Regions from separate parts of the Homo sapiens genome. Here regions 1 and 2 are each linked to region 3. Evidence: read pairs that join two places in POLR2A ChIA-PET (ENCODE). Cell type or tissue: OCI-LY7. All regions are shown on one strand. Links, peaks and the distances in the headings refer to the core of each region. The heading gives the core; the rest is flanking DNA.

Region 1 (10,243 bases), core at 3,025-8,024, 110 kb after region 3:
CTGACCTCCTTGGAGTGTAGAGGCATCCTGGTTGTCTGGGGACTTTGGGTGGGATCTCTGCCAGTTTTGCCTGCAGCAGAAGGAAAGGGAAGTGACTTATCTTAGGCACCTGCTTTGAACAAGGCACTGAGCTGAGCACGTTCACATGTATCTACTAATTTAATCCTGACAACAGTCCTGAAAAAGATACTTTCCCCATTTTCCATCTGGGGAGACTGAGGCTCAGAGAGGTCACTGGCCTGCCCAGTATGGCGCTGCCAGCAAGGGTTGAGCTCATATTGAGTCTGGGTCGGTGTGACCCTACAGCCATGCCCTTGACACTATGCCATTCCTGCCCTCCTGGCTGGTTGTGTTCTGCTCACTTCCAAGAATGATTTCCAATGGCTTGCAAAGTTACAGTTAGCACAGTATGACAAGCAAGGCATGAGACTGGGAGTGAGTGGGAACGAAGAGGAAAGAAAGTGAGAGGAGGCTGGGCATGGTGGCTCACACCTGTAATCCCAGCACTTTGGGAGACCAAGGCAGGAGGATCACTGGAGCCCAGGAGTTCAAGGTCAGCCTGGGCAACATAGGGAGACCCAATCTCTATTGTAAAAATAAATTGTAAATAAAGTGAGAGGAAAAGGCAGTTAGAACCAGAATTAGACAACTATCCAAAGTTCCCCAGGCCCTGTGTACTTTGTAAAGATGAGATACAGACTTGATTGTGAGCTTCCCAGCAACCAATGCAAAAAGGGCAACCAGATAAGTCATGTGACTTACGCTGTCCACAAGCTCAAAACAAAGCATGTGTTGAGGGAAAGCACAGCTCCTCTGGTGTTGGCAAAAAAAATTCTCCCTAAAGATCCTCGTAAAAAGAAGTCACTTGGTTTCATTGCCGGTTACAAGTTGCTGGCAACCAAGTGCCACTGGCAGGTATCTTACAGCTTAATAGAAGCAGCATTACATTGGTCTAAAAGAAGACAAGAGAATTACAGGCCCATTTTTAGGAGTGGATACACCTCTTTCTATAGGTAGAGGAACTTCTGTCTGGATTTGTGAGTTGGGTGATTTCAGATACTGATTTATTTTTATTTATTTATTTATTTTGAGACAGAGTCTCGCTCTTTCGCCCAGGTGGGACTGCAGTGGCGCTATCTTGGCTCACTGCAAGCTCCGCCTCCCGGGTTCACGCCATTCTCCTGCCTCAGCCTCCCAAGACGCTGGGACTACAGGCGCCTGCCACCACGCCCAGCTAATTTTTTGTATTTTTAGTAGAGACGGGGTTTCACCGTGTTAGCCAGGATGGTCTCGATCTCCTGACATCGTGATCCGCCTGCCTCCGCCTCCCAAAGTGCTGGGATTACAGGCGTGAGCCACCGTGCCCGGGCCAGATCAACTGATGTTTTGAGTTCAGATACAGAGTAAATGTAGCTTGTAAAGTACTGGTCATTAGAACCAGAGAATGAACTCTGTCCCTCTTTTAAATCTGGTTGGTTTAGTCTTTTTAGACACATACCGTTCGGGGACAAAGAGATCGATCAGAATTTTCTTGCCTCCTCGGACGGCATCTGACCTGGCTAGGTTGCGGGGATCTGTTGGAGAGAGAAGCGTGTCATGGATCCCGCATCGAAAACAGCCTTGAAGAGGGCCAGGAGCACGGAGGACCTGGGGAGGGCCCTGACCACTGGACACATCTGCCCTTTGCTCCTCCTTTTTGTCTCTGCTGGTGGCCCTTTCTGCTGTATTCACGCGCCCTCACCACCTCCTGTGTATTCGTGTGCTGGAGTTCAGCCGCCAAGGTGGAGAGAGACTCCCTGTCGGGGAAGGACTCCGGCCCCAATGCCTCCTCCTCCAGGCCAGGCCGCCATGGTGGGTGGGAAGAGAGGCCACTCCTAGAGAAAGAGACACTGTCAGTAGGTGTCAGGAGGTGTCCCGGGAGCTCGCCGCGTGGTAACCAACAGACACAGCCCTTCTTGGCATTCAAAGTTGCACCCTGATGCCTGTGAGGGAGTCGTGACTTTCTGTTACCACTGACCCAGGGCAGAGTTTTAAACAGTGACCTTAAGGCGAAAAGCTCCAGATCTCGTTACTGACCAGTGCAGCCAGCCACTGCCTTCCTTCCTTTTTGATTCTAAAAATGACACTCGGGTTTTAGAGGGTTGCTTTTCAGGCAGCCGAAATCCCCGCATGCACCTTCTCGTACATTTCAGGAGAGAAGAATCAAGTCCATCCACGGTATCCTTGCCCAGGTACCGGTATCCATCAGAGCGTGATTGGGGTTTCAGCAGAGCCAGGCCTGCTTTTCCTGGCAGAGGCTGGGCCCCTTTAGATTTTTCTTGTAGATTTTGCTTGAGCCTCCCAGCCCTTCCTTGCTCAGCACCTGTGACCCACTGGGTCACAGTGACCCACATCCCATGGCTCTGACCGCAGCTGGACTCATCTCACACTCACGTTCATCACGGCTCCCAGAAGGCACGTGTTTTTAATGAGAGGCTCATTTCCACCACTGCCCCCCAGCCCTCCGCAGCAAGCCAGTGCAACGCCAGGACAGTCTGCTGACAGGGGAATTGGAGACTGGAGGGAGCAAGTTTTACCTTTTTGGTTTGACCATTTAAATTGAAGTCATGCATACAGGGAAAGTTATGCATATAGAAAAATGTACACTTCATACTGCGTGCATTCAATTAATTTGCGCCAAATGAATGCACCCGTGTCCCCTGCACCCAGATGGAAAATGCCACCAGCACCCTTAATAGCCCCCACCTGGACCCCTGAATTGGAGTGAATTTTGAAAGAAGAGGGAAAGAAAGTGACATGTCCCAATTAGAACATATGGGACAGGCACTTTCTATACTGTCCACCTTGCCCCAGATTCTTTTTCTTTTTCTTTTTCTTTTTTTTTTTTTTTTGAGACGGAGTCTCACACTGTCGCCTGGGCTGGAGTGCAGTGTCATGATCTCAGCTCACGGCAACCTCCACCTCCCAGGTTCAAGAGATTCTCCTACCTCAGCCTCCCGAGTAGCTGGGATTACAGGTGTCCGCCACCATGCCTGGCTAATTTTTTGTATTTTTAGTAGAGACGGGGTTTCACTATGTTGGCCAGGCTGGTCTGGAACTCCTGACCTCGTGATCCACTCGCCTCAGCCTCCCAAAGTGTTAGGATTACAGGCGTGAACCACTGCGCCCGGCCCAGATTCTTTTTTTTTTTTTTGAGATAGAATCTGGCTCTGTCACCCAGGCTGGAGTGCGGTGGCACAATCTCACTGCAACGTCCACCTCCCTGGGCTCAAGTAATGCTCTCACCTCAGCCTCCCAAGTATCAAATTCTCATTTTAAAAATTAAGAATCAGACCCAAAAAGAACAAATGACTTGACCATGACTGAGGCCACAGAGCCGAAAATGTCCCCATCCTGGAGTCTTACTGTGGCACACTCTCATCTTAACCACACACTCTAGTTTTATCCTCTCTGTGTCTTTCATAGATTATCAGGAAGCGAAATAACCTGTTAATATTTTCAAAAGTTCTTATGAAATGTGAAGTGCTGTATAATGATTAAGATAGAAAGGAGAAACTAGGAAACGAGAGCTTTTAATCCTAGCTTACAGGAAATTCTAACTAGTAGGAAATCTAATTCAGGCAGCGCTGGGAAACATCACAGGCTATGAGATGAAAGTCAGCTAAATTGGGATCTAATTCTATAATCTAAATATAGATGTAGATATATTACAGGTTGGCCTTTTCAGCTGGAGAGAGTATCATTCACTCCAAAAGTGCCTTTTGTATCACAGAGAAGAGCGCAGCCAGGGGTGATATCAGCTGAGGAAGGGGGCGGGCAGCTTGGCGTGAGGGGCTTTCATTCATTCCTTAGTCATCTCTATTTTCTTAAATTTTATAGTAGGAATTATTTGTGCGTTGTATGTATAATAAACACATGGAAAAGACAAGAGCGAGGAAGGCATCTCAGGAGTGTTTTTGGGAAGGAGGCTGTCATGGCATGTGGGCAGAGGGAGGTCTGGGAATGGGATTTGCTGGGTCAGAAAGATGTCCATGTTCTTTGCCAATTTGGCATCAGAAATGGCCCACACCAGCCAGGTGTGGTGGCTCATACCTCTAATCCCAGCACTTTGGGAGGCCGAGGTGGGTGGATCAACTGAGGTCAGGGGTTCGAGACCAGCCTGGCCAACATGGCAAAACCTCATCGTCCCCACTAAAAATACAAAACTTAGCCGGGCGTGATGGGAGGTGCCTGTAATCTCAGCTGCTCAGGAGGCTGAGGCAGGAGAATCCCTTGAACCCGAGAGATGGAGGTTGCAGTGAGTCGCGATTGTGCCACTGTACTCCAGCCTGGGCAACAGAGCAAGACTCTGTCTCAAAAGGAAAAAAAAAGAGAGAGAGAGAGAGAAAAGAAAAGGCTCACGCCTGTAATCTCAGCACTTTGGGAGGCTAAGGCAGGAGGAGCTTGAGACCAGCCTGGGCAACATAGTGAGACCTCCTTATCTCTACAAAAAATGAATTTTTTTTTTTTTAATCAGCTAGGCATGGTGGCATGTGCTTGTAGTCCCAGCTACTCAGGAAGCTGAGGTGGGAGGATCACTTGAGCCCAGGAGTTCGAGGCTGCAGTGAGCTATGATTGTGTCATGTACTCCAACCTGGGTGACAGAACGAGACCCCGTCTCTAAAAGAAAAAAGAAAATGCCTGTTTCAGTTGTCACTCCTCACCAGTGAGGCATGGGAGTGTTCTCTTCCTCCAAACCTCACTAACCCTGGATAATGGCATTGTGATAAATTTTCCACTGGTCAAAAAATATATATTGCCTTAAACTCAAAACTCGTCCATCAACAGTGAGGTTGGCTGTCTTTCCGTGTGTTTGTTAGCCAGTGGTATCTCCTGTGTAAATTACCTTTTGACATCCTTTGTTTATTTTGGTTGGTCTTTTACCTCGTCGTCATCTTACTCACTTTTAAAGAGCATGAATTAAGGCCGGGCACAGCTGCTCACGCCTGTAACCCCAGCACTTTGGGAGGCCAAGGTGGGTGGATCACCTGAGGTCAGGAGTTCCAGACCAGCCTGGCCAACATGGTGAAACCCCGTCTCTACTAAAATTAGCCAGGCGTTGTGATGGATGCCTGTAATCCCAGCTACTTGGGAGGCTGAGGCAGGGAGAATCACTTGAACCTGGGAGGTGAAGATTGCAGTGAGCCGAGATCACACCACTGCACTCCAACCTGGGCACAGAGAGAGACCCCATCTCTAAAACAAACAAAAAACCACAGTATGAATTAATTATTTCTCTCTTACATGTTGTAGAAATTTTTCCCAAATCTACCATTCATTTTGTAAACATAAACTATATTTCTGTACTCTCTTATAGTAATTGTAGATTTCTAGTGTTTCACTTGGTTTTTGAATCGACAACAGTTTTGTGTGTAGGGTATTGTAGTGTAAGGGATCTGTTTTTTCCCCCAGGCAGATAGCTCATTTTCCCAATGCAATATTCCTTTAAATATTCTGAATAAAAGAAAATTTTAAAAATCATTTTTGAGCGATGGGAAATGTGAACCAAAAATATGCATAAGGAATTTTTGATTGAAAAACCCAGACGGGGGCAGGAGTTTGAAATGAACTTCCCCTAAAAGCCAAAACTTGTAGAGGTGGCAGCCTGAGGGCTTTCCAGAGAGCTGTAATTGACTGTTTCTCCCATCAGCCACTCTCCTCTTTCTCATAACTTTTTTGGGCAGCCATTAAAGATCTGATGACGAGTGTGAATGTGGCAGCATTTTGGCATTTTGGATGGTGGCATAATTGCACATATTGAAAAACTCTAAATTTACATCGGTGGATCCAGTGCGTCTCATTATACTGGAGGTGTGAAAACTCCATGTGCCTCTTTGAACAATTGTCCTGCTCTGTCACAGTTCAGGGGAAACAAAAGTAGCTCCAACTTCCCGAGATTTAAATTTGACTTTATTCCATTTAGTTGATATTGTAACTAGAATTTGAATAGTCTTTTCCCTTTCTGATTTTTTTTTTTTTTTTTTTTTTTTTTTTGGAGATGTAGTTTCGTTCTTGTTACCCAGGCTGGAGTGTCGTGGCATGATTTCAGCTTGCTGCAATCTCCACCTCCCAGGTTCAAGCAGTTCTCCTGCCTCAGCCTCCCAAGTAGCTGGGATTACAGGTGTGTACCACCACACCCGGCTAATTTTTGTATATTTAGTAGAGATGGGGCTTCACCATGTTGGCCAGGCTGGTCTTGAACTCCTGACCTCAGGTGATCCTCCCGCCTCGGCCTCCCAAAGTGCTAGGATTACAGGCGTGAGCCACTGCACCCAGCACCCTTCCTGATTTCCATTTCCGCTTTTATCTCTCCACTCCCGAAGATGTATCAACCCACAAGGAACTTCCTTCCAGCCCTTACTTAAAACATTGCTCTTTTTCCAGCTCCAGATATTCCCTACATTGGCTGCCACTCCTCCTTGTCTCTGTTCAGTCTTGGAAAATTGGTTTGGTCCAAGCTGAAGCTATTCTTTGAAGAAATACCATTATTTTTAAATAAAAGGATTCCCCAGCCTGGACAGTGTAGCAAGACCCCATCTCTACCAAAAAATCAAAACTTTAGCCAGGCATGATGGTGCACACCTGTAGTCCCAGCTATTTGGGAGGGTGATGCAAGAGAATGGTTTGAGCCCAAGAGATCGAGGCTGCAGGTTAGCTATGATCGTGCCACTGTACTCCAGCCTGGGCAACAGAGTGAAACCGTGGCTCAAAATAAATAAATAACATAAAAAGATTCTCCTTTGAGAGAATCGCTTGAACCCAGGAGGCAGAGGCTGCAGTGAGTCGAGATTGCACCACTGCACTCTAGCCTGGGTGACAGAGTGAGACTCTGCTCAAAAAATAATAATAATAAATAAATAAAAAAGATTCCTCCTTCCAGGAGCCAAGAACTAGGAATTTCAAGCTGCAATCTTGCTTTTTAAGCATGGTTATATATGGGGGGTCAGCAGAATGTGTGAAAATTATTGAAAAGTAAAGCATGAGATGTGACTGAGCTCTTGAGAGCAGACCACTTTCCCCTTCTTAAAACGTTTTTTTTTTCCCTGACCCCTGTCTGAGATACAGGCTCTCCTGGTTCGGCCCACCTTGCCCATCACTCTGCTGGGTCCCCACTCGCGCCCTGCACCTGAGGTTAGAGGGCACATAAGTCTCGGGGACCTGCCCTTTGATATCTACAAGACCCTGTCCTCAGGGGATCCCATCGACTCTCGTGGCTTAAAATACCATCCACAGAAGGATGGCGTCTATATTTATATTAACCCAAATATTCAACTGAATATTCAACATCTCTACTTGGAAAGACATCTCCGGCTTCACATGGCTTCAAAAGAGAACTGTTGACCCCTCCCACACACACCGCCTGCACCACCAATCCCAGTCCCCCTGTCACCTCGGGAAATGGCGTCACCACCCAGGGGCTGCTCAGGCTAAAACCTAGGTGTGCCCTGGGGCTCCCCCTCCTCTCCCCCGACATGCCTGGTCCACCAGCAAGCCCGTCCTTCCTCCTGGATACACCTGGGCTCCCAGCTACACGCTGTCACCTTGGCCCAAGCCACTGTCATGGCCACCCCACCACCACTTCCGTTCTTGGCTGCCTTCTGTCCATTCTCTTTCCCCAGCGGCCTCAGTTTTATTTCTAACGAATGCAGTTCAGATCTTTCCGTCTCCCTGCTAGACCCTCTGATGTCTTTCCATCCAACCTTCCACATTCTGTGACCCCACGTCGCCCTCACTGGCTGGGCCACGGCCCCTCTAGCCCCGGTCTTCACCCTTGAACCTGCCTAGCCTCTGTCCTCCTCCTCTGCGCCCCGTGGCTTCTTCCACTTTCTTCCACCTGGCTCACCCGGAATTCCAGCTACTTGTGCTCTTCCTGTCACACATTGCCTGGTGTGTCATTTCCATCTCTGTCTACCTTTCCCTCCTAGAATGCCATTCCCATGAGAGCACTTTCAGGCCACTTCACGGCGTACGTCCAGCCCCAGGCACAGAGCCCGGGGTATCATAGGTGCACAGTAAACATCTGTTGATGGGCTGGCTGGATTCTATGTGGGAAGCATAATGACCAGTGGTCACAAATTACTGGGGCCAGAGGGGCGCTGCCTGGTGTTAACCGCCTGGTGCCTGCCCTACCTTTAAAGCCAAGAGTGTCCATTTAATGAGCAAGAAGCAGAAATCCTGGGCAAGCAGTGCAGATGTAGGCTCTCGGGAACATGTTGACCACTCAGAAAACCTTCCAGGAGGTGAGTACCAGGAGATGGAGGTGCTCTAGACTGTGATGCTGGGAAAGGATTGTGGGCTAGAAAAAGGGCTCCCTAGGGCCGGCATATGGGCCACTGGGTGGAAGAGGGGCTCTGAGACCCTCACCCTGGAGCAGGTCATCACCCACACCGAAGGAATGAAGCGTGAATTCGGTCACGCTTAAAATGTTGAATTGTTGGCAAAAGCCCAAGTTAATGAAATAGCATGGAAAATGGATGTGATGAGATTTTTGAATTGTAATTAGATTAACATTGTCACTAGTTATCAGTCTGATATATCTTATAAATCAAACGTTGGGTTGATTTATCTTTTATCACTTCTAGGGACTTACTCCTAACAGTAACTCACAAACCAGCCCCAAATCAGAGCTGGTAGGATGGGCTCCCAGCTATCTTTAGGAGGTTTGTTGGTTTGGGGAAGACAGCTCCCCCTTGGCAGGGCTCAGGTGTTTTCTTTCTTTTTTCTTTTTTTTTTGAGACGGAGTCTTGCTCTGTCATCCAGGCTGGAGTGTAGTAGCACAATGTCGGTTCACTGCAACCTCCACCTCCTGAGTTCAAGCAATTCTCATGCCTCAGCCTCCCGAGTAGCTGGCACTACAGGTGCCCACCACCATGCCCAGCTAATTTTTGTATTTTTAATAGAGATAGGGTTTTACCATGTTAACAGGCCAGGCTGGTCACGAACTCCTGACCTTAGGTGATCCACCCGCCTTGGCCTCCCAAAGTGCTGGGATTACAGGCGTGAGCCACCGTGTCCGGCTGGGTGTTTTATTTCTTCGTCTGTTATTCAGGAACTTTGTTTCCAGCGCTGTGAGTATGAGTACAGGCCCAGGGCTGGGTGACAGAGTGCGGAGAGCGGGGCCCTACCCTTGAGCTGTTTCTGGAAGGGCTCCCAGCCAGCACCGGGCTTAGGGAGCAGTGCCCTGCAGTGTCATTCTGGGCCAGGGAGGTTGTGATGAATATTATTCTCAACAGAGGGTCCCCAGGGCAGTGATGCCACTACTCAGGATCTTACAGAAGAAGAACCTTCAGGCTGGGTGTGGGGGCTCACACCTGGAATCCCAGCACTTTGGGAGGCCAAAGTGGGAGGATTGCTTGAGCCCAGGAGTTCGAGACCAGCCTGGGCAACATAGCAAGACCCTGTTTCTCCAAAAAAAATGTTTAAAAAGTAGCTGAGCATGGTGGCATGCACCTGTGGTCCCAGCTACTGGGGAAGCTGAGGTGGGAGGATTGCTCCACCCGAGAGGTCGAGGCTGCAGTCAGCTGTGATTGTGTCACTGCAGTCCAGCCTGGGCGACAGAGGGAGACCCTGTTTCCAATTAAAACAATAAAAATCTTCATTTTGAAGAATCTGACCAGTTCTCTACCTGGCACTTGAGTGAAAAATGACACAATCCAAAGTAGGTGGCAGATTGGTTCTCACTCAGGCAGACCCTGGAGACACCTCTCCCGCTTCTGACTCAGGGGAGAGTGCGGTGACATAAACCACCTTCTTCTGCTCTAGGCCAGCTTGTAACTGTTCAGCCAGCCAGCCGTCTCCTAACTCTGTGACCCCCGGCCCAAGAACAGGGCTCCTGAAGGCCCCGAGAACCAGCCCGCCGTCCGCACGGATGTACCTGGAAGCCACAGTGCCCCACACCCCGTGGGACTTTCTCCCGAACACAGCACCTGCGCTTCCTGACTCCTCTCTCTGAATCTGGCCTTTGAGTTCAATGTCCTGGGAACTTAACTCTAGGGATGCTCTTTCCCCCTTTAGCTACCGAGTCACATGCTGCGTCTTTGGAAATTTCAGGCAATATTTAGTTTGGTGCAAAAGTCATTGTGGTTTTTGCAATTAATTGCAAAAATAATAAATGGAAAAATGAATTTGTGGACATCAGGCTTGCCTAGGGAGATGACCTAGGGAGAGGCCTCTTTTGGCATAGCTCCTGAACAGGGAGAGGTCC
Region 2 (10,243 bases), core at 2,546-7,545, 170 kb after region 3:
TGGTGGAACCCTGTCTCTACTAAAAATACAAAAACAGGCCGGGCACTGTGGCTCACACCTGTAATCCCAGCACTTTGGGAGGCCGAGGTGGGCGGATCACAAGTTCAGGAGATCGAGACCATCCTGGCCAACATGGTGAAACCCCAGCTCTACTAAAAATACAAAAATTAGCTGGACGTGGTGGCATATGCCCGTAATCCTAGCTACTCAGAAGGCTGAGGCAGGAGAATCACTTGAACCAGTGAGTCAGAGGTTGCAGTGAGCCGGGATCGTGCCACTGCACTCCAGCCTGGTGACAGAGAGAGACTCCGTCTCAAAAAAAAAAAAAAAAATACAAAAACAAAAAATTAGCTGGGTGTGGTGGGTGCAGGCCTGTACACCTAGCTATGCAGGAGGCTGAAGCAGGAGAATCACTTGAACCCAGGAGGCAGAGGTTACAGTGAGCCGAGATCGCGCCACCGCACTCTAGCCTGGGCAACAGATCAAGATTCCATCTCAAAAACAAACAAACAAACAAAAAACCCTACTAACAAACTAGGAATAGAGGGAAACATCTTAGGAATAGAGGGAAACTTCTTTAATGTGGTAAAAGGTATTTATCAGAAACATACATTAATCATCAGACCCAGTGGTGGTAAAAAAAAAAAAAAAAAAAATTCCCAGAAAACCAGGAACAAGACAAGAATACCTACTATTGCTACTTTAATTAACACTGTACTGCAAATCTTAGCTAGCAGAGAAGACAAAAAGAAATAAAGTACAGATAGCTCTTGACTTACGATGGTGCAACTTTAGGATGATGCAAAGAAACTGTACTTTGAGTACCCATACAACCATGCCGTTTGTCAGTTTCAGTACAGTATTCAATAAATTACATGAGCTGGTGAATACCTGATGATAAAATAGGCTTTGTCTTGGATAATTTTCCCCAACTATAAGCTAATGTAAGTCTTCTGAATATATTTAAAGTAGGCTAAGCTAAGCTATGATGTTTGCCAGGTTAGTTTATTAAATACATTTTTGACTATAATATTTTCAGCCTACAGTATAAGTATTGCAACAGAAGAAATCAAACTGTCATTTTTCAAGTGAGCCTCAATTATTTAACCAGGTTACTAGATACAAAATCAATATACAAAAGTAATTATATACCCCTGTATCAGCAGCAAACTTAAAAAGTCATTTTTAAAAAGGATACTACTGGAGATAGCCAGCCAAAAAAAAAAAAAAAAAACTATAGCTAGAAATGAATGTAACAATACAAGGGAAATCTTTCTAGAGAAAGATGTAACATTTATATTGAAGGATATTAAAGGAGAGTTAAATGGAGAGAGAGAAAGTATACAAGGAGAGAAATTTCCACTACTATTGAAGCGATCACTTTTCTCCAGATTGATCACAGAATCAGTCATTGTAGTTCCAGTAAAAATCCCAACAAAATTTTTTTTGTTTTGAGACAGAGTCTCGCTCTGTCACCCAGGCTGGAATACAGTGGCACCATTTCAGCTCACTGCAACCTCCACCTCCCGGATTCAAGGTTATCTCCTATTTGATCTAAAATCAAATTTTTCTGGTTATCCCTAAGATTTCTTTTGTAACGGCCCTCCCTGCAGCTGAGGTCCAATCAGGTTCACATATTACATTTGTGTAATCCCAAGTAGCTGGGATTACAGGCGCCTGCCACCACACCCAGCTAATTTTTGTGTTTTTAGTAAAGACGGTTTCGCCAGGCTGGTCTCAAACTCCTGACCTCAGGCGATCAGACTGCCTCTGCCTCCCAAAGTGCTGGGATTACAGTCATGAGCCACCGAGCCCGGCCCCAGCAAGAATCTTAATGAAACTTTTGAAAAGCTGATTCCAGAATTTTTATACATATGCAAGAACAAATGGTAAATAATAGTGAAGATAATACTGAACCACTCCAAGTTAGAGGAATTGCCCTACCAGATTATTAAAGCTGCAGTAGTTGGCAGAGAATGAGATAAATAAACCAAAGGAACACAATAAAGAAATCAGAATCTGGCCGAGCGCGTTGGCTCTTACCCGTAATCCCAGCACTTTGGGAGGCCAAGGCAGGAGGATCACTTGAGGTCAGGAGTTCCATACACCAGCCTGACCAATATGGTGAAACTTCGTCTCTACTAAAAATACAAAAATCAGCCTGGTGTGGTCACGTGCTCCTGTAGTCCCAGCTACTTGAAAGGCTGAGGCAGGAGAATTGCTTGAACCCGGGAAGCAGAGGTAGCAGTGAGCCGAGATTGTGCCACTGCAGTCCAGCCTGGCCCACAGAGTGAGACTCCATCTCAAAAAAACAAGCAAACAAACAAAAAAAAAAAAAAACACCGGAATCTGGCCTATGCATATATATAGAAGCTGAATAAATTGCAAAGATGGTATGGATCAGTGAGGAAAGGGGGGACTTTTCATGGTCCTCTGACGATTGGCAAATCCTTATAGATTAAACGAAGTTGAGACCGAGTGCACTGGCTGCTATCTGTAATCCCAGCACTTTGGGAGGCTGAAGCAAGCAGTTCCCTTGAGCCCTCGTGTTAGAGACTAACCTGGGCAACATGGTGAAACCCTGTCTGTACAAAAACTTACAAAAATTAGCTGGGTGTGATGGCACACGCCTGTAGTCCCAGCCACTTGGAAGGCTGAGGTGGGATGATTGCTTGAGCCCACAAGTTGGAGACTTCAGTGAGCTGTTGATCGCGTGCCACTGCACTACAGCCTGGCTGACAGAGCAAGATCCTGTCTCAAACAGACAGGCAAACAATTAACTAGAGTTGGAGCCCTACCTTACACCGTGTGGAAACACAAATTACAAGGAGAGTCTTAGATCAAAGCTTTAAACTTTATAGAATAAAATATAAAAGATGATGACTTTGGGCTGGGTAGAATTTCTTTCTTTTCTTTTCTTTTTTTTTTTTTTTGAGACGGAGTTTTGTTCTTGTTGCCCAGGCTGGAATGCAATGGCACGATCTTGGCTCACCACAACCTCTGCCTCCCGGGTTCAAGTGATTCTCCTGCCTCAGCCTCCAGAGTAGCTGGGATTACAAGCATGCGCCACCACGCCCAGCTAATTTTGTATTTTTAGTAGAGACAGGGTTTCTCTGTGTTGGTCAGGCTGGTCTCGAACTCCCAACCTCATGTGATCCACCCACCTCGGCTTCCCAAAATGCTGGGATTACAGGTGTGAGCCACCACGCCCGGCCCTGGGCTGGGTAGAATTTCTTAAACAGAAAACCATAAAAGAGATTGTTGCAGTAAACTACCTTAAAATTTTTAAATAGGAGCTTTTTTCATGGAAAGATACCCTAAAGAAAGTGGAAACATGGCCGGGTGTGGTGGCTCATGCCTGTAATCTCAGCACTTTGGGAGGCTGAGGCAGGCGGATCACTTGATGTCAGGAGTTTGAGACCAGTCTGGGCAACATGGTGAAACCCTATCTCTGCTGAAAATACAAAACTTAGCTGGGCATGGTGGCACATGCCTGTAGTCTCAGCTACTCGGGAGACTGAGGCACGAGAGTTGCTTGAACCTGGGAGGTGGAGGCTGCAGTGAGCTGAAAGCATTGCAGTCCAGCCTGGGCGACAGAGTGAGACTCTGTCTCAAAAAAAAAAAAAGCAGAAAGATAAGGCCAGTACACTGCTAGCTCCATGGTATGTTCATGTGAACTAGAAAAAAGGTTTGCCGTTCTCAATACTTTTCACATCACCTGTTGGAAACTTGCCATAATAAAGATTCATACTTACCTCAGTGTTTACCGTGATAGATTCAGACATCCAGAATGTGAAGCATACTGTCTAGGGCTGTGCATCCCACCGTTGTATGTGGGGTAACCTTGGCCATGATTTACAAATCTGGAAGAGGTAGTTGTCACACCTGTAATTAACAATGTTCACAAGATATTCAAAATGCTCGCATGTCAATGGGGGGAGAAACCCAGTAAGGAAATGAGTACAAGTCATGAGCATAATTGTCAGAACATTGGAATGGTCAGTAGCTATATGAAAAGATGTCTAGGTTGCATAATAACCAGGGATATGCAGATTAAAATAACTCATCTGCAAGTTATTCCTCCTGACCAAGTTGGCTAAAATTAAAAAGTCAAGTTAGGAGCATAAGTTGATTTAAACTTTTTGAAAGCCAATTTGGCATCTGGTGATAAAGACTCACCTGTACCTTGACGCGGCAGTTTCACTCCTAAATATATACGCTAAAGAAACAAGCATGGCGGGTGCGGTGGCTCATGCCTGTCATCCTAGTACTTTGGCAGGCAGAGGTGGGAGTGGCGCTTGAGCCCAGAAGTTTGAGACCAGCTGAGCAACATAGTGAGACCTCCATCTTGACAAAAAAATTTAAAAAGTTACCCAAGCATGGTGGCACATGCCTGTAGTCCCAGCTACTCAGGAGGCTGAGGCAGGAGGATCACTTGAGCCTGGGAGTTGGAGGCTTTGATAGCAACACTGCACCCCAGCCTAGGAGACAGAGCCAGACCCTATTTTAAAAGAAAATTAAATAGATAAATAAACTTATTTGCCCTGGAAAACCAGTTCAGAAATTTTGAAAATAGTTAACATATGAAAACAACCCAGCCGGCCATCAACAGGAAAAAGAATATGATAAAACTTTGTTGTAACAAAAGATTAATAAAGAAAAGCATATGGATTTATTTGCTGAAAGTTACGAGCTCTGTATACCCAGGGCCTCTCCTTCACGAGCACTAAATAAGTGTTTATTGGATGGGTGGATGGAAGCATCGTCCTCATCTTACAGATAAAAGGACTAAACCCGAGAGAGGATTCCAAGTCACACAGGTCATAATGGCAGGACTGGCCTCGATCCTGGGGCCGTCTGGCATCCCAGAAGTGCTAAGGTTGGTGTGCTCTGATACTGCTTGAGCGGGGAGGAAGCAGTGCCTTCAGCCCCTCCCTGATCTCAGCCAACCTTTCCAGTCTTTGACTGACACTTTGAGAGGCCGAGACAGGCGGCTCACTTGAGCCTGGGAGCTCCAGACCAGCCTTGGCAACGTAGTGAAACTCCATCTCTACAAAAAAATGCAAACGTTAGCCAAGTGCGGTATCATACACCTGTAGTCCCAGCTACTTGGGAGGCTGATTTGGGAGGATCATTTGAGCCCAGGAGGTTGAGGCTGCAGTAACCTATGATCACACTGTTGCACTCCAGTCTGGGCAACAGAGCGAGACCCTGTCTCTATTTCAAAAAAAAAAAAAAAAAAAGATTGATGTTCATCTTGCATACAGTGCTCTGCAAACCCTGCCTGAAGCCCCCTTCCCTTCTAACCAGCCCCTCCTAGACAAATTCTGGAGCTTGGTGCATTGTCTCGTGTACATCCATAACTGTGTCCATGCGCTTTGCTACAACCACGATCTGCATCGTTGGAAGGAGTGGAGCCCAGGTTAACTGTGAATTTCATCACAGTATCACCTGCTGACATGGCCTGAGGGAGGGACCAAGGAATGATCTGAAACTTCCCTTTGTGCTGAATGTCTCCCTTACATGCAGCGCGCTGGCCACGTTCAGAGCTGCATGCAGGACGTGCTCTCGGAGGCTGGGTTTTACTCTCTGGTCTTCATTCAACGCAACCTTTTCGGGAGCCTCCTGCTTCCAGCTATGGGCCAAACAGTTGCTAAAGATGTCTCATTGAATACAGTCAACTAGGATCCTGCTATTCTAATGAAGGGAAACTGATGATAAACACAAAAGGCAATGTTAGATGGCGCCAGGCACTGCGAGGGAGACACACTGGGTCTTGGGGTAGAGCGGGAAGAGGTGGTAGTGACTTCTTCAGTCATCCAGGGAGGCCTCTCCAGGGAGGATGACGGAACATCAGAGGAAAGAAGCAAGGAGAACCAGCCACACTCAGAGCTGGGAAAGAGCAGCAGGAAGATGGGGGCAGTGAGTGCCAGGGCTCTGCAGGGATGGGCTTGCCTGGCAGGGAGCAATACCAAGGAAGTTAGTAGGGCCCGGGTCATGCCAGGGCCTTGTAGGCAGAACCCTTAAGTCTCTTTGTAGGGACCCTTTGGTCTCCCCTTTGAACTAGGCCCTTTCAAAGACGTACAGTAGAAAGCAAATTCCCCATGGGCACCGGCAGGATGATTTGACAGATTCTAATCAAATAATTGGGGAAATAAAGTTGGGTGAACTACAGCAGTCTATGAATGAGTTAAAAGTGACTACGAGTCTGCTGCCCATCTTGCAGCCCATATCTGTTGAGCTGTAACATATTTAAGCATTCAGATCTAAAGGCCATTGCTAAATAAAGCCAGGGCGTCCATGTGGTTCGCTCCAAAGAGCATTTCACAGGGAGCCAGTCCAGGCGCTGCCGCCCACCACCTCTGTGACCTTGGGTGAGTCTCGGGGCCTCTTTCTGCCCGACTTTGCTCATCTGTAAAACGAGTGGGTTACCCAGATCCTCCCCCAAGGAGCTCCGTAGCTCTGAAACCTCATGAGACTCACTGGAGCAGTACTTTGGTTGACTATCGCTAGCAGAACCGAAAAGGACATTCTCCAGCAATGTAAATCTGTTCAAAAATGGGATGAGCTGGCTGGGCACAGTGGCTCATGCCTGTAATACCAGCACTTTGGGAGGCTGAGGCGGGTGGATCACAAGGTCAGGAGTTCAAGACCAGCCTGGCCAACATAGTGAAACCCTGTCTCTACTAAAAATACAAAAAAAAAACAAAAATAAAAAAATTAGCCAGGCATGGTGGTGGCACCAGCTACTTGGGAGGTTGAAACAGGAGAATTGCTTGGACGACCACCTGCCAGGGAGATTGTCACCTCTTATCCATTCTTTTTTTTTTTTTTTTTTTTTTTTTTTGAAATAGAGTCTCTCTGTGTCACCCAGGCTGGAGTGCAGTGGCTCACCATAATCTCTGCTTCCTGGGTTCAAGCGATTCTCCTGCCTTAGCCTCCTGAGTAGCTGGGATTTCAGGTGTGCGCCACCATGTCCGGCTAATTTTGTATTATTAGAAGAGATGGGGTTTTACCATGTTGTTCAGGCTGGTCTTGAACTCCTGGCCTCAAGTGATCAACCCGCCTTGGCCTCCCGAAATGCTGAGATTACAAGCATGAGCCACCATGCCCTTGCCTTATCCATCCTTCTAAATGCCAGATCCTCCAAGTCTTCCCAAAATACCCAGCCAGAAACAGATTCTTCCTCTTCTCATCTCTAATAGGGCTTCATTTATATCTCCCTTTTGATTTTTTTTTTTTTTTTTTTTGAGATGGAGTCTTGTTCTGTCACCCAGGCTGGAGTGCAGTGGATGATCTCGGCTCACTGCAACCTCCACCTCCCGGGTTCAAGCGATTCTCCTGCCTCAGCCTCCCAAGTAGCTGGGACTACAGGTGCACACCACTATGCCTGGCTAATTTTTTGTATTTTTAGTAGAGACGGGATTTTGCCATGTTGGCCAGGCTGGTGTCAAACTCCTAGCTCAGGTGATCCGCCTAGTGGTTAGGATTTGGCGCTATCTCTCCCTTTTGGTTTTGAGCCTAAAGACATTCTGCCCTTATAGTTTGCTTACCAAGGCCTTATGCTTCTAAAATGTAGAAGGGAGGATGTGTGTGTGAGTGTGAGTGAGTGTGTGAGTGTGTGTGTGTGTGTATGTGTCTTTGTACCTGTTTCTGTCCCCATCTTACCAGTACTTGCCTAAATACTGCATTAAGCATCATGGGTGAAATAGGATTAGAGAAGGTTGGACCAGATCAGTGGCTCCCAAAGCTGCTGCTGGGTTGGACCAGTGCTGCACTGGCCCTATGAGAATTGCTCACATGTTTCCAGAAATACAGCTCCCCAGGCTCCTACCCTGACATTCCGGTGTAGAAGGCCTGGGGTGGAACCTTAGAATCTGTCATTTTTCAAAGCCCACCTCTGATGCTCATGCACTGCTAGTTGTAGGAACCACTGGGCTCGGTTCCCTGAAAGAGCTCTTTCTCCTGGTAACAAGTTCTGTGACTCTCTCTGCCCACTCAGTCTTCTTAGATTGGCATGTTAGAAGCTCCATGACTTGCCTTTGAAATATTTTTCCAGCTTCAAAGTCCTGGACTTCTACTCTGGCCGAACTGGCCTGTGTATTATGAGTCACCTGAACATACTTTTTGATTTCCTGAAGGCTCTGTTATTGTTAAGACCCTTTTGCTGTTCCCTACCTATAAAACTCATTTCCATCCTTTAGGGCTGAACCGAAAAGTCTATCTCCTTTGATCATTTTCCTGACCATCTCAACCTATTTCTAACTTTTTCCCTCTTTTTTTATCCTCAGCTCTATTAAAGTATCATTAACAAAGAAAAGTTGTATATATTTATAGTGTATAATGTGATGGTTTGGGGTTTTTATTTTTTGAGACAGGATCTCCCTCTGTCACCCAGGCTGGAGTGCAGTGGCATAATCAGGGCTCACTGCAGCCTTGACCTCCCGGGCTCAAGCAATCTTCCTGCTTCAGCCTCCCAAGCAGTTAGGACTATAGGCTCCTGGCCAGGCTAATTTTATATTTTTTCGATTTTAGTAAAGCCGAAGTCTGGCTGCGTTGCCCAGGCTGGTCTTGAACTCCAGCAGCACAGTCTCAGCTCACTGCAACCTCCACCTCCTGGGTTCAAGCCTCAGCCTCCTGATTAGCAGGGACTGTGGACGTGTGCCACCACGCCTGGCTAATTTTTTTATTTTTTGTAGAGACGAGGTTTTGCCACGTTGGCTAGGCTGGTCTTGAACTCCTGACCTCAAGCGATCCTCCCACCTCATTCTCCCAAAGTGGTGGGATTACAGGCGTGATCCACCACACCCAGCCCAATGTGATGTTTTGATACATGCATACATTACGAAGTGATTTCCACAATCTGACAACATACCCATTAGCTCACTGTGTGTGTGTGTGTGTGTGTGTGTGTGTGTGTGTGTGTGTGTGTGTTGAGAACACTTGAGATCTACTGCCTTAGCAAATGTCATATATATGATTACAAGATTATTAACTATAGTCACCATGCTGTACCTTGGAAAAGAAAACCTACTTTTCTTGCTTAAGTAAAACTTTTACCCTTTTCAAGGACTGGGGGACCTTGAGTATGTGCAGATTTTGGTACACGCAGGGGGTCCTAGCACCAATCTCCTGCGTGTACCAAGGGATGACCGTGTGTATAGAAAATCACATGTTTATTACCCATGTATTTGTTGTTGGATGCTTAGTCTGTTTCCATATCTTTCTATTGTAAATAGTGCCGCAGTATACATGAGTGTGCAGATAACTCTTAACAATACTGATTTCAATCCCTTTGTGGTGTTGCTGGATCGTATTAATTTTGGGGGGAACCTCCGTACTGTTTCCCATAATGGCTGTACCAATTTACATTCCCACCAACAGTGTACAAAGATGCCCATTTCTCCATGTCTCACTAGCACTCGTGTGTCTTTTTGGTAATAGCCCTTCTAACAGGTATCAGGTGATACCTCATCGTGGTTTTGAGTCAAATTTTCCAGATGATTAAAGATGTTGAGCAGCTTTTCATATACCTGTCAGCCGTTTGCATGTCTTTTTTTAGAGAGAGACAGGGTCTCACTCTGTTGTGCAGACTGGCGTGCGGTGGTGCGATCATGGCTCACTGTAGCCTTGAACTCCTGGCCTCAGGTGATCCTCCTGTCTTGGCCTCCCAAAGTTTTTGGGATTACGTGAGCCACTGCGCCAGGCCTTATGTGTTTTCTTTTGAGATCCTTAGCCCATTTTCCGTTTTTTTGTTTTTTTTGGAAAGAGTCTTGCTCTGTCGCCCAGGCTGGAGAGGCTGGAGTGCAGTGGTGCCATCTTGGCTCACTGCAACCTCCACCTCCTAGGTTCCAGCGATTCTCCTGCCTCAGCCTCCCAAGTAGCTGGGGTTACAGGTGTGTGCCACCACACCCAGCAAATTTTTGTATTTTTAGTAGAGATGGGGTTTCACTATGTTGTCCAGGCTGGTCTCGAACTCCTGACCTCAGGTGATCTGCCTGCCTTGGCCTCCCAAAGTGCCGGGATTACAGGTGTGAGCCACTGCGCCCGGCCACCTTAGCCCATTTTCTAAACAGGGTGCCTGTTTTCTTGTTATTGCATTAACTTTTCCCCTCTTTCCAGCCTGCTCTTAAGATTGTACATGCTTTGAGGGCCCGTATCTTGTCTTAGATGCTTTATCTATTCTTTGCCTTATGGAAGTGGTTACATAAAACATTCTTAGCTGAATTTCCCCCTGCTTCTC
Region 3 (10,243 bases), core at 2,483-7,482:
ACTAGCATGCTATTTAATGATGGCCACCACGGGACGTGCGCACTCATTCATTAAGCTAACGTTTTATGGTTTGTTGAGTGAAAGCAGGCACAATGGTAGGTAGTGGGTACTGGAGCAAATGACTGCACCGGCCCTCATGGGACTTCCATTTCAGTGGATTCAGGGGAAAGCAGCACGTGTTTTTGAGAGACCTTGGCAACGCAGGCGACCTTGACGTCGACCAAAAGAAGAGAGATTTGGAATGCTTGTTTTACAGCCTCCGGTCAAAAAAAATCATATGGGACCCTTTATTGCAGACTGGAACATTTATTTCAAGGTCTCAAATTAAACTAGAGGAGGCCAGGCATGGTGGCTCACACCTGTAATCCCAGCATGTTGGGAGGCTGAGGTGGGAGGATTGCTTGAGCCCAGGAATTTGAGACCTGTTTGGGCAACATAGTGAGACCCCAATCTCTACTAAAAAAATAAAAATTAGGCTGGGCATGGTGGCTCACGCCTGTAATTGCTGCACTTTGGGAGGCTGAGGTGGGTGGATCACTTGAGGCCAGGGGTTCGAGACCAGCTTGGCCAACATGGCGACACCCCATCTCTACTTAAAAAAAAAACAAAACAAAAATTAGCTGAGTGTGGTAGTGCACGCCTGTATTTCCAGCTACTTGGGAGGCTGAGGAACTAGAATCTCGAACCTGGGAGGTAAAGGTTGCGGTGAGCCGGGATTGCACCACTGCACTCCAGCCTGGGTGACTGAGTGAGACGCTGTCTCAACAAGAACAAAAACTAACCAGTTGTGGTAGCACTTGCCTGTAGTACCAGCTATTTGGGAGGCTGAGGTGGGAGGATCACTTGAGCACAGGAGTTGGAGGCTGCAGTGAGTCATGATCATACCGTGGCATTCCAGCCTGGGTGACAGAGCAAGACCCTGTCTCTTAAAAAAAAGTTAAACTAGAGTAGATAAATGAGCAGGCATAGTTGTTTGCTGATCATTCACCGTTGAGACAATGAACAGCTCGTTAAATAAATTGTTGGTAACAATGAAATCAGGAGAATTTCAATCCTGAGTCAGTGTACACAATACAAGGCACAAAACGTTGAGTTAAAGGTGGTTCTACTTTGCCCTCTAAGCATTTTATTGACTTCAAAACCTACAAAGGCGGCGCCATGGCATATAGGAATATAGGAATAAGGCATATAGGAATAAGAAGTTTCAAAAAGTTTCATAAAAGTTGTATTTGGGGCTGGGCATGGTGGCTCACGCCTGTAATCCCTGCGCTTTGGGAGGCCAAGGTGGGTGGATCACTTGAGGTCAGGAGTTCGAGACCAGCCTGGCCAACATGGCGAAACGCCATCTCTACTAAAAATACAAAAACTAGCCGGGCGTGGTGGTGCCTGTAATCCCACCTACCCGGGAGGCTGAGGCAGGAGAATGGCTTGAACCTCGGAGGCGGAGGCTGCAGTGAGCTGAGATTGTGCCACTGCACTCCAGCCTGGGAGACAGAGCAAGACTCTGTCTTGAAAAAATAGAAGTAAAAAAAGAGAGAGAGAAAAGCAAATTACCTGAAATCCAGAAAGATCAGAGAAGGGAAGGAATGGCTGGAGTAAGTGTTGATCAGCGGACACACTCAAGGGTTTCGTAATGTGCTCGCCCTGCCCCAGGCATCAAGGGAGGTGCTCACTCTGTGCACTCTGAATCCCACCAGGGGCCCACCTGCCACCCTGTTCTCACCTGTGACCACTCACGGCAGCCACAAGAGGCACAGGTGTTAGGTCTGCCCCAGCCACAACACCTCAGCACGTGGTGTGTGGCTTCAACCAGGTCACCGTGGGCACACTGGGAGGGGAGGGCTTCTGTGCGGCCACGCTTAATAAACAGTCTGCCTGGGAAACTGAGCATCCAAAGTGCCCTCTGAAGGAGCGGGATGCTGCTGCCCGTGGTGGCTCCGTCACACGCATTCTGGAAGGTACCTCCCGGTAAGCAACCTGATGTTTCATCTGTCACTGTTGATGCATCTCCATGTTAGAGAATTAAGCATATGGAAGCAAAACACCTCAGGAATACAGAACGCATTCATGATCACCACGGAAAATCAAATCAACTCAAAGTCCAAATGCAACTTTTTTTTTTTTTCTGAGACAGGGTCTTGCTGTGTTGCCCAGGCTGGAGTGCAGTGGCACGATCTCAGCTCTTAGTAGAGATGGGGTTTCACCATGTTGGCCAGGCTGGTCTTGAACTCCTGACTTCAAGTGATCTGCCCGCCTTGGCCTCCTAAAGTGCTGGGATTACAAGTATGAGCCACTGTGCCTGGCCTCTCTTTTTTAAAAAAAATAGAGATGAGGTCTCGCTATGTTACCCAGGCTGGTCTCAAACTCCCGGCCTCAAGCGATCCTCTTGCCTTCACCTCCCAAAGTGCTTTGATTACAGGCGAGCTTTTCTCTTTTTAAGCCAACTTGTGAGTAGAATCATTCACTTGTGCCTTTAGCTGTTGTCTCTGTGTTGAGGAATCCAGAGTCCAGTCCTTCTAGACTTATCTGGGGACCCGAGTTTCCTTCTGTAGAGTTAAAACCTGTTGCATCCATCCCCAGTCCCTTTACGGCACCTGTGTAGGCCTGTAGTGGAGCTGGCTTTTGTCCTTTGCTGTCCCTGGCTGAGCCTTGGCCTCATCTTGGGCCAGCGCCTCCTCCCCTGGGCTGCTGTGATGTGTTGGCATTTCCTGGGTAGAGTCTTGTACTTGCTGTTTTCTCCTGTCTCAGTCTTTTCCCCCAGGGACCTGGCATGTCTGTGTGTTGGGGACCCTTTGCTCATCTTACACACTGAGGACAGGCACCTTAGCGCTTGGTGCCCTGGGATGGAACAGCCACTGGACAGCCAGCCCTGTGCCCTGTGTCCACTGCAAACCTGATCCTGTTTTTTGGAGCCCTTCACTTGGCAATGAGACCTTCATGGGTGGGGTTACTGAAGCAGGAGTTGGTTTAAGTTAAATACCATCAGCCGCAAAGCTCAGAATGGATGATGAAGTGCTTTAGGGGTTGACAGGGCAGAGCTGGCTGTAGGGAGTGATGGAGAGAGGCTCCCAGGAGGGGAACCCTCTGACGTGGGAGTTAAAGGACTGGGGCCATTTGTCGTGGGGGGATGGGAGCAGTGGCTTGGGAAGGGACAGAACGGGAGCAAGAGGGCCTTGCGCACTGATGCTTTTGAGGACTGAATCTGAACGGGAGAGTGGGGAGAGGGCTGGAAACCTGGGCGAGAACAGGAGAGGAGAGGCCCCTGGATGCCAGCAGAGCTGTAGGCATGATCTGGGCCATGCCCTGGGAGACGCTTCCGCAGGAGATGGTGCGGCTGGGGTGGAGACTTCCTGGCTTCCGAGGGCGGGCGAGGGGGCAAAGGGCCTGGGGCATGGACTTGGGCAGGTAGCAAAGGCCAGAAGGAGTGGGAGTCATTCCACCTGGGATGTGGGAATGGCTGGTGGGGGCAGGTAGGGGGAGACCAGGATGAGCCCCATGTGCGCGTGACCTGTGGCAGAGGGGCTGTGTCAGAGCCCCGGCTGGCGAGAGGAGCATCACTGTGTCCAGAGGACGCGGTGCCTTTCAGACCCCTTGAGTAAGAGACAGAGTGGGTCTGTCCTGTCTAGGCTGAGTTTTCATTGCCCAGCACAGTGCCTGGCACACAGTAGGTGCTTAATAAACACGTGGACTGAACACAAGAGGTTGAGGGGAAAGGTCGGAATTGGCCACAGGTCTCCTAATGCCTGGCATGTGCGTCAACGCATCTCTGAGGATGGAATTTAAAGGCAAGAGCTGGAGGCCCAGGGCTGAGGCTGTGGGGTGAGCACAGCATTTGCGGGGCGCGGGAAGGGAGTGGCTGGTGGGGCGGGGGAGGGAAACCAGCACGTTAGAAGGTCAGCCAAGGTCAGGCGGCCAGCAGGGCGGGAGGAGGCGTTGGTGTGCACACGCGGGGAGCCTCCGTGTCCTCAGGACACCATGGAAGACGGCAGGACACACGTGCGAGCCACAGCAGGTGGGCGGGAGCTCACAGGCTGCAGAGGAAGCGCAGGGGAGGCGCAGGGGAGGCCAGGCTCTGGCATTTCCCAGGAATGTAAACCCCGGTTTCAGCTTTCCCCGTGGCTCCCCTCCGCCAAATCTTAAATCCTCTTGTTAAGACGCGCTCCGCCCCTGTGTCCTTATTTCCCACCGTGGTGGGCAGCTTGTCTGCCATCCCCTTCCAGGTGCCCCGCAGAACCACCACCCTTGGGAAGGCGGCTCCTCGTGCCCCCCCTCTTGTGCCTTCCCTCCCCAGTGCCTTTTCTGACCCCCTCCTGAGACCGCCTCCCTGTGGGCCATTTGAGCACCTGTAGCTTTCCATCCGGTGTCTTCACCCCTTTGCTCTTTGTAGCTGTCTCACCCCGCTGCAGCTTGTGAGGCCATGCAGGCCCTGATGTTTAGTGTTTTTTTTGTTTTTTTTTTTTTTTTTAAAGACAGCATCTCCCTTTGTCACCCAGACCGTTGTACAGTGGCACCATCCTAGCTCACTGCAGCCTCAACCTTCTGGGCATAAGCAATCCTCCCACCTCAGACTCCTGAGTATCTAGGACTACAGGCTCTTGCACCCACCACACCGGGCTAATTTTTGTATTTTGTTGTTGTTGTTGTTTTGTGGAGACAGTGTTTCACCATGTTGCTCAGTCTGGTTTCGAACTCCTGGCCTCAAGCAATTCACCCGCCTTGGCCTCTTAAGTACCGGGATTACAGGCATGAGACATTCCCTAATGTTTAGTTTTAAAGAGGGGGTGGTGCTATTTATCTCCAGGCTCAAAGCAGGGCATTCTTTCCTTAGGATCTGCGATACTCCAGTCAAGGCTGTTTCTTTTCTGCCTTTTGTAAAACTCTTGTCTAGAAATTAATGGATGAGGGAAGCTAGGGACTCTTCTCAGATTATTTCTTGTGAAAACCTCAAGAGTCTGAATTTACAGGGAAATCTTACAATTAGCTCGATGTGGATTACAGAGCGGCAAACAACCTTAAGTGGTAGAGCTGGTTCTGCAAGATTTTTCCAACCCTTTGTGGTCTAGTTTTCATTTTTCCCCTTTTAAAGTTGTTTTCAGCTAAAGCTGTGAGGACAGTATAGAGTTTTGCCTTGTAAAATTGGTAGTGAGTAATTTTAGAATAGATGCTTATGAAGTCTGTAAATAAATAGTAAGGCGCCTCGCCTAGTTCCACGCACATGTCAGTTTCGTAACTATCTCCCCAAGCTGAGCTCACCTGCCAGTGCCTTGGATGGACCTAGCCACCAGGGGCTGCAGATGAGTAGGAGAGCGGGTGTTGCCCAGAGCAGGGCGGACACCCCTGTTCCCTGTCATGTTTTCTTCTCAAAACCTGCTGCAGGCCATTGGAGAGCATTCCTGTTGCTCTCTGCACCCCTCTTTCTGAAGCATTTTACTGTGTGATCCTAGCATCCGTGGTTCAGGAGATCCTGCTACATTTTCCTGACTGCCTTGCTCTGCCCGGGAATACCTGGCTTATCAGCAGAATACAGGCCTCTGCTTAACTGAATTTGGTCCTGTAGTGAGGACTAAGAAGTGATGTACTCAGTTACATGATAATTCTAAAAAATAAAAAAAAGCCTTTTTTTTTTTTTGTTAACACCCATCATAGTGGCAGAATCTTAAGTCTGCATGTAGAGGGGGTTGGCAGGGCAGTAGAAGCAGGGGGCCCTGTGTCCTGTTGGTAGAAGAGTGAGCAGAATGGCCACTGGAGAGCCACTTGGTGGAGGTGCCTGCAGCACAGCGAGCAGCCTCCTTCCCAGATGAAGCATGCATCTTAGAGGCGACCTTGGGCACGTGCACAGTGAGACAGGTACAGGAGTGTCTGTTGTCATATATTCCATGGGAGTGCAAGAGCCGGAAGGATGCAGATGTGCATGGGTGGTGCTGGCCCCCATCAGGTGGCATCTAGTAGAAGTAAGTAAGGGTGGTGGTGGCATGTGTGGTCACCTTGCCAGCGTCGCCTCGCACAGGAAAGGGCTGTTGAAAATTTGTGGGCCGGGTGCCGTGGCTCTCGCCTGTAATCCCAGTTCTTTGGGAGGCCAAGGCGGGTGGATCACCTGAGGTCAGGAGTTCAAGACCACCCTGGCCAAGTTGGTGAAACCCCGTCTCTACTAAAAATTAAAAAATTGACTGGGCATGGCAGTGTGTGCCTGTAATCCCAGCTACTTGGGAGGCTGAGGCAGGAGAATCGCTTGAACCCCGGAAGTGGAGGTTGCAGTGAGCCAAGATTGCACCACTGCACTCCAGCCTTGGCGACAGAGCGAGACTCCATCCCCCCAAAAAAAAAAAAAGAAAAGAAAGTTGTGTGCAGCGTGATTCTGTGAGTTCAAGATGCAAAGCAATGACTTTACATTATTAAAGATCTAGCAGACATAGAAGGATATTTTATTTATTTGTTTATTTATTTTTGAGACAGAGTCTCTCTCTGTTGCCCAGTTTGGAGTGCAGTGGCATGATCTTGGCTCACTGCAACCTCTGCCTCTTGGGTTCAAGTGATTCTCATGCTGCAGTCTCCCGAGTAGCTGGGATTACAGGCGCCCATCACCACGCCCGGCTAATTTTTGTATTTTTAGTAGAGACGGGGTTTCACCATGTTGGCCAGGTTGGTCTTGAATTCCTGACCTCAAATGATCCACCCACCTTGGCCTCCCAAAGTGTTGGGATTACAGGCATGAGCCACCGCGCCCGGCCCATAGAAGGATTTTTTTGGGGGGAAAGAATCTGTAAAGTGATTATTTTGGAGGTGGAGAGGAGAAAATGAGACTAAAGAAGATAGAGTGGGGGCTTCTATGATTTTTTTTTTTTTTTTAAATAGATATGACAAAATGATAAAATTTGGTAAAGCTATGTGTTAGGTACATAGGAATTTATACTTTTCTGTATGCGTGAAATATTACGAAAAAATAAAGCCACATACACTATCTGTTTTTGTGTGTGTATGTGTCAATAGGATTTAGGCCTTTTTTGCACTTCTAGGTTAAAGTTTTCAAGATGAGGGTATTTTTTCCCCCTCTCTGTTAGAGAATACTAAAGTTATGTTGGTTTTATTTTTTATTTTATTTATTTACTTAGTTTTTACAATGTACCATTTTAATCATTTGGGTATCCTTTTTAAAATCTCTGAGCTTTTTTATTTTTTATTTTTTTTGAGACGGAGTCTCGCTCTGTCACCCGGGCTGGAGTGCAGTGGCCCGATCTCAGCTCGCTGCAACCTCCGCCTCCCAGGTTCAAGTGATTCTCCTGCCTCAGCCTCCCGAGTAGCTGGGATTACAGGCATGCACTGTCATGGCCAGTTAATTTTTGTATTTTTAGTAGAGACGGGGTTTCACCATGTTGGCCAGGATGGTCTTGATCTCCTGACCTTGTGATCCTCCCATCTAGGTCTCCCAAAGTGCTAGGATTACAGGCGTGAGCCACCGCGCCTGGCCTCAGCTTCTTTTTTTTTTTTTTTTTTTTAATTTTTATTTTAAGTTCCATAGTACATGTGCAGGATGTACAGGTTTGTTACATAGGTAAACGTGTGTACCATGGTGGTTTGCTGCACCTAGGTATTAAGCCCAGCATGCATTAGCTATTTTTCCTAATGCTATCCCTCCCCCCACCCCATATGTTTTATTTTATTTTTTATAGAGACAGGGCCTCACTATGTTGCCCAGGCTGATCTCAAATTCCTGGCCTAAAGCGATCCTCCCACCTCAGCCTCCCAAAATGTTGGGATTACCAAGTGTGAGCCACCATGCCTGGTATTATGTTGGCTTTAATTATATTTGTGGAAGAACTTCTATGTTCTCTTTCCTTATTTTAAATATTGGGAGATAGATGAAACATTTTAGGTTTCTCTACATTTGAAGAAGAGGTATATTTTCTTAGGTTCTTCTTTTTGTGAGACAGAGTGCAGTGGCACGATCTTGGCTCACTGCAACCTCCACTTCCCGAGTTCAAGCGATTCTCCTGCCTCAGCCTCCGGAGTAGCTGGGATTACAGGCGTGCACTACCACACTCGGCTAATTTTTTGTATTTTTAGTAGAGACAGGGTTTTGCCATATTGGTCAGGTTGGTCTCGAACTCCTGGCCTCAGGTGATCCGCCTGCCTCAGCCTCCCAAAGTGCTGGGAATACAGGCATGAGCTACCGCGTCCTGCCAGGTTCTCCTTTTGATAGAATAATATAGGTACTTGCCTCTGTTTCTATTCAGTATCAGTGAATTATCTACAGGAAAATGAACACAGGAAGACTGCTGAAGTAAAGAGGCCCACAGTGCCTGCATTCCCTTGCCTCATGTAGTCTTAGACTATTCAGGATGCTTTGAAAAGAGTAAACTGTAAATCATATTTCATATTCTTTGGGCCAGGAGTCTGGAATGGTTTCATATTGCCTGTGAAACAAGAGATGCTTCTCAGAATGAGATTTCTGGCTTAATTGAATTCGGATTATTGCAGGCAGGATGGGAGTGAAATGGTACATTCCTTTCATGCCAGTTGTGGAGAGGATCTCCGTGCAGGCCGTTGATAGAATAATATCCTGTGCTTCCTTGGTGTCTCTCTCTGAGGAAATAAGGGCTTAATATGTCCTATTCAATTAATCCTCACCGCATCCTTAAAGGTGACTGGAAGGCAGATAGTATTAACTCCATTTTACTTAAAAAGCAGCGGAAACATGGTGATTTGGAACTCCCTGGGAGCCCTCGAACTTTTCTCTAAACTCCACCGGTAGCTGAGGAGCAGGACACACGCACAGAGGAAGGACATATTTATGGCGCATCGCCTTGGTGCCAGGCACCGTTGGGAACTTTTTAGGATCGTGATGTCTTTGAATTCTCAGGACGTTTCTGCGAGGTGGTGGGCGGTATCATCCTGGTTTTTCAGGGAGAAGTCAAGTCACTGGCCCAGGTCCTCAAGCTGGCCAGTGTGGCCCGGTCTGACCCCGAGGTTCTGCCCGGGTTTCTGTCCCTCCAGCCTGGCATCGTGAACTCAGGGGAAACAGATGGGGAATCTGTTGTTGTAACAAAGATTCTAAGGATTTGAAGCAAAATCAACACACTCAGTTGTAGAGGGTACCACGTGGTTGATACCATTGAAGACAATTGCACCTAAATGAAATAATTTGATGGCGTGGAGTCCAGTTTCAGAGCGTTTGCATCACACCTTCTGACACCAGGCTGGGGGGCCGCCTGTCCCAGAGCATCGAGGACAGACACCGCTGCTGTTAGACCTCATTCCACCCCTTTAGTGGGGACCCACCGCGCGCTGGCCGCAAGCCTATTTTAATTTGTAACAATTCTGCTTGATGACAGGAAGACGTCAAAAAGGAGAAATCAGGCTAACTGGGGCTCCTTGTCCACTTGGGGGGCATGTCTCAGTGTCTTGCCTGGGGCCTTGTACACACCCTCTCTTACCGGGAGTAAAGTGAGGTTTAGAAAGATTACCTTTGTCCTGGGTCATTCTTCCTTAAATCACAGCTAGGATGCAAACCCAGACCTCTCTGATGTCAGTTTGCAAGCTCTTTCAGGTACCGTCAGCCACATGCCAGGCCTTCAGTGGGGTGATGTTTTTTGTTGTTTTTAGAAAATACTGCTATTCACTCATGGGAAATAGGGACGAGGGCTTAGATTTCAGCTGCTTTGCATTAGACAATGATTTCTCTTATTATAAGCAGAGCTCTCTATTAACCAAAAACACTTGGCTGTTAGACATGGTGTTTAATTGCTGTTAGAATGTATTTTTGTCACACTGCCCTATAATAAGCCAAAGAACTGTTTGTGCCAAACAGTGAAGGGAAGCTAGGGGAGGATGAAAACTGTGCCTGCTACTCCACCTCCCTTCTTTCGAGGTCGTGGTGTTTTGTTTGCTGTTTTAGCTGTGGTGTGTGTGTACCACTCGTACCTTTCACAGGAGGACACCTCATCTGAATACCAGTCAGGACCTGAGACGCGTTGAGCCCCTCCCCACAGTGCCCACGGGTAGGTGCGCCGCTCTCTGCCCCTTCCGGGAGCTCTGCTTTTTCTACCTTTAGAGATTTCTTTCATCCTCTATTACGTAGGCCTGACTTTTTGCCTAATAAAGGAAAAACAACCATCTATTTAGCACTCTTTTTTTTTTTCCCAAAATGGAAATGACTTTCTCTCTGATTTTTACAAAGCAAAAAATGAGAGTAAAGATTAAGAAACTACAAGAAATTATGGTGAAGGGAGTAAAGATGGCCATGAAT

What was found. Peaks named below come from ENCODE experiments on the same cell type or tissue, not always from the same donor. Only the 100,000 strongest peaks of a DNase experiment are listed, where the experiment ranks them.
Region 1: POLR2A ChIA-PET joins it to region 3 with 5 read pairs; 4 of 35 experiments call an interaction of 5 or more read pairs at or near these places.
Region 2: POLR2A ChIA-PET joins it to region 3 with 7 read pairs; 6 of 35 experiments call an interaction of 5 or more read pairs at or near these places.

Annotation. Positions count from the first base shown.
Region 1 is chr7:101,970,896-101,981,138 of GRCh38, forward strand. The region is part of intron 2 of CUX1 (cut like homeobox 1); the gene reads left to right. Among named protein-coding and RNA genes, the nearest start is that of CUX1, 160 kb to the left of the region's middle. RefSeq lists an enhancer at 7,698-8,339. In OCI-LY7, for the core only: no CTCF peak of the experiment used is centred there; no DNase peak of the experiment used is centred there; H3K27ac peaks cover 2,466 bases.
Region 2 is chr7:102,034,437-102,044,679 of GRCh38, forward strand. All of the region lies in intron 3 of CUX1 (cut like homeobox 1), which reads left to right. Among named protein-coding and RNA genes, the nearest start is that of CUX1, 220 kb to the left of the region's middle. RefSeq lists a silencer at 2,233-2,435. In OCI-LY7, for the core only: a CTCF peak has its summit at 7,458; no DNase peak of the experiment used is centred there; H3K27ac peaks cover 90 bases.
Region 3 is chr7:101,865,706-101,875,948 of GRCh38, forward strand. All of the region lies in intron 1 of CUX1 (cut like homeobox 1), which reads left to right. Among named protein-coding and RNA genes, the nearest start is that of CUX1, 53 kb to the left of the region's middle. In OCI-LY7, for the core only: CTCF peaks have their summits at 4,340, 5,246 (motif pointing right) and 5,445; DNase peaks (open chromatin) are centred at 2,766, 4,376, 5,266, 5,866 and 2 weaker places; H3K4me3 peaks cover 4,566 bases; H3K27ac peaks cover 5,000 bases.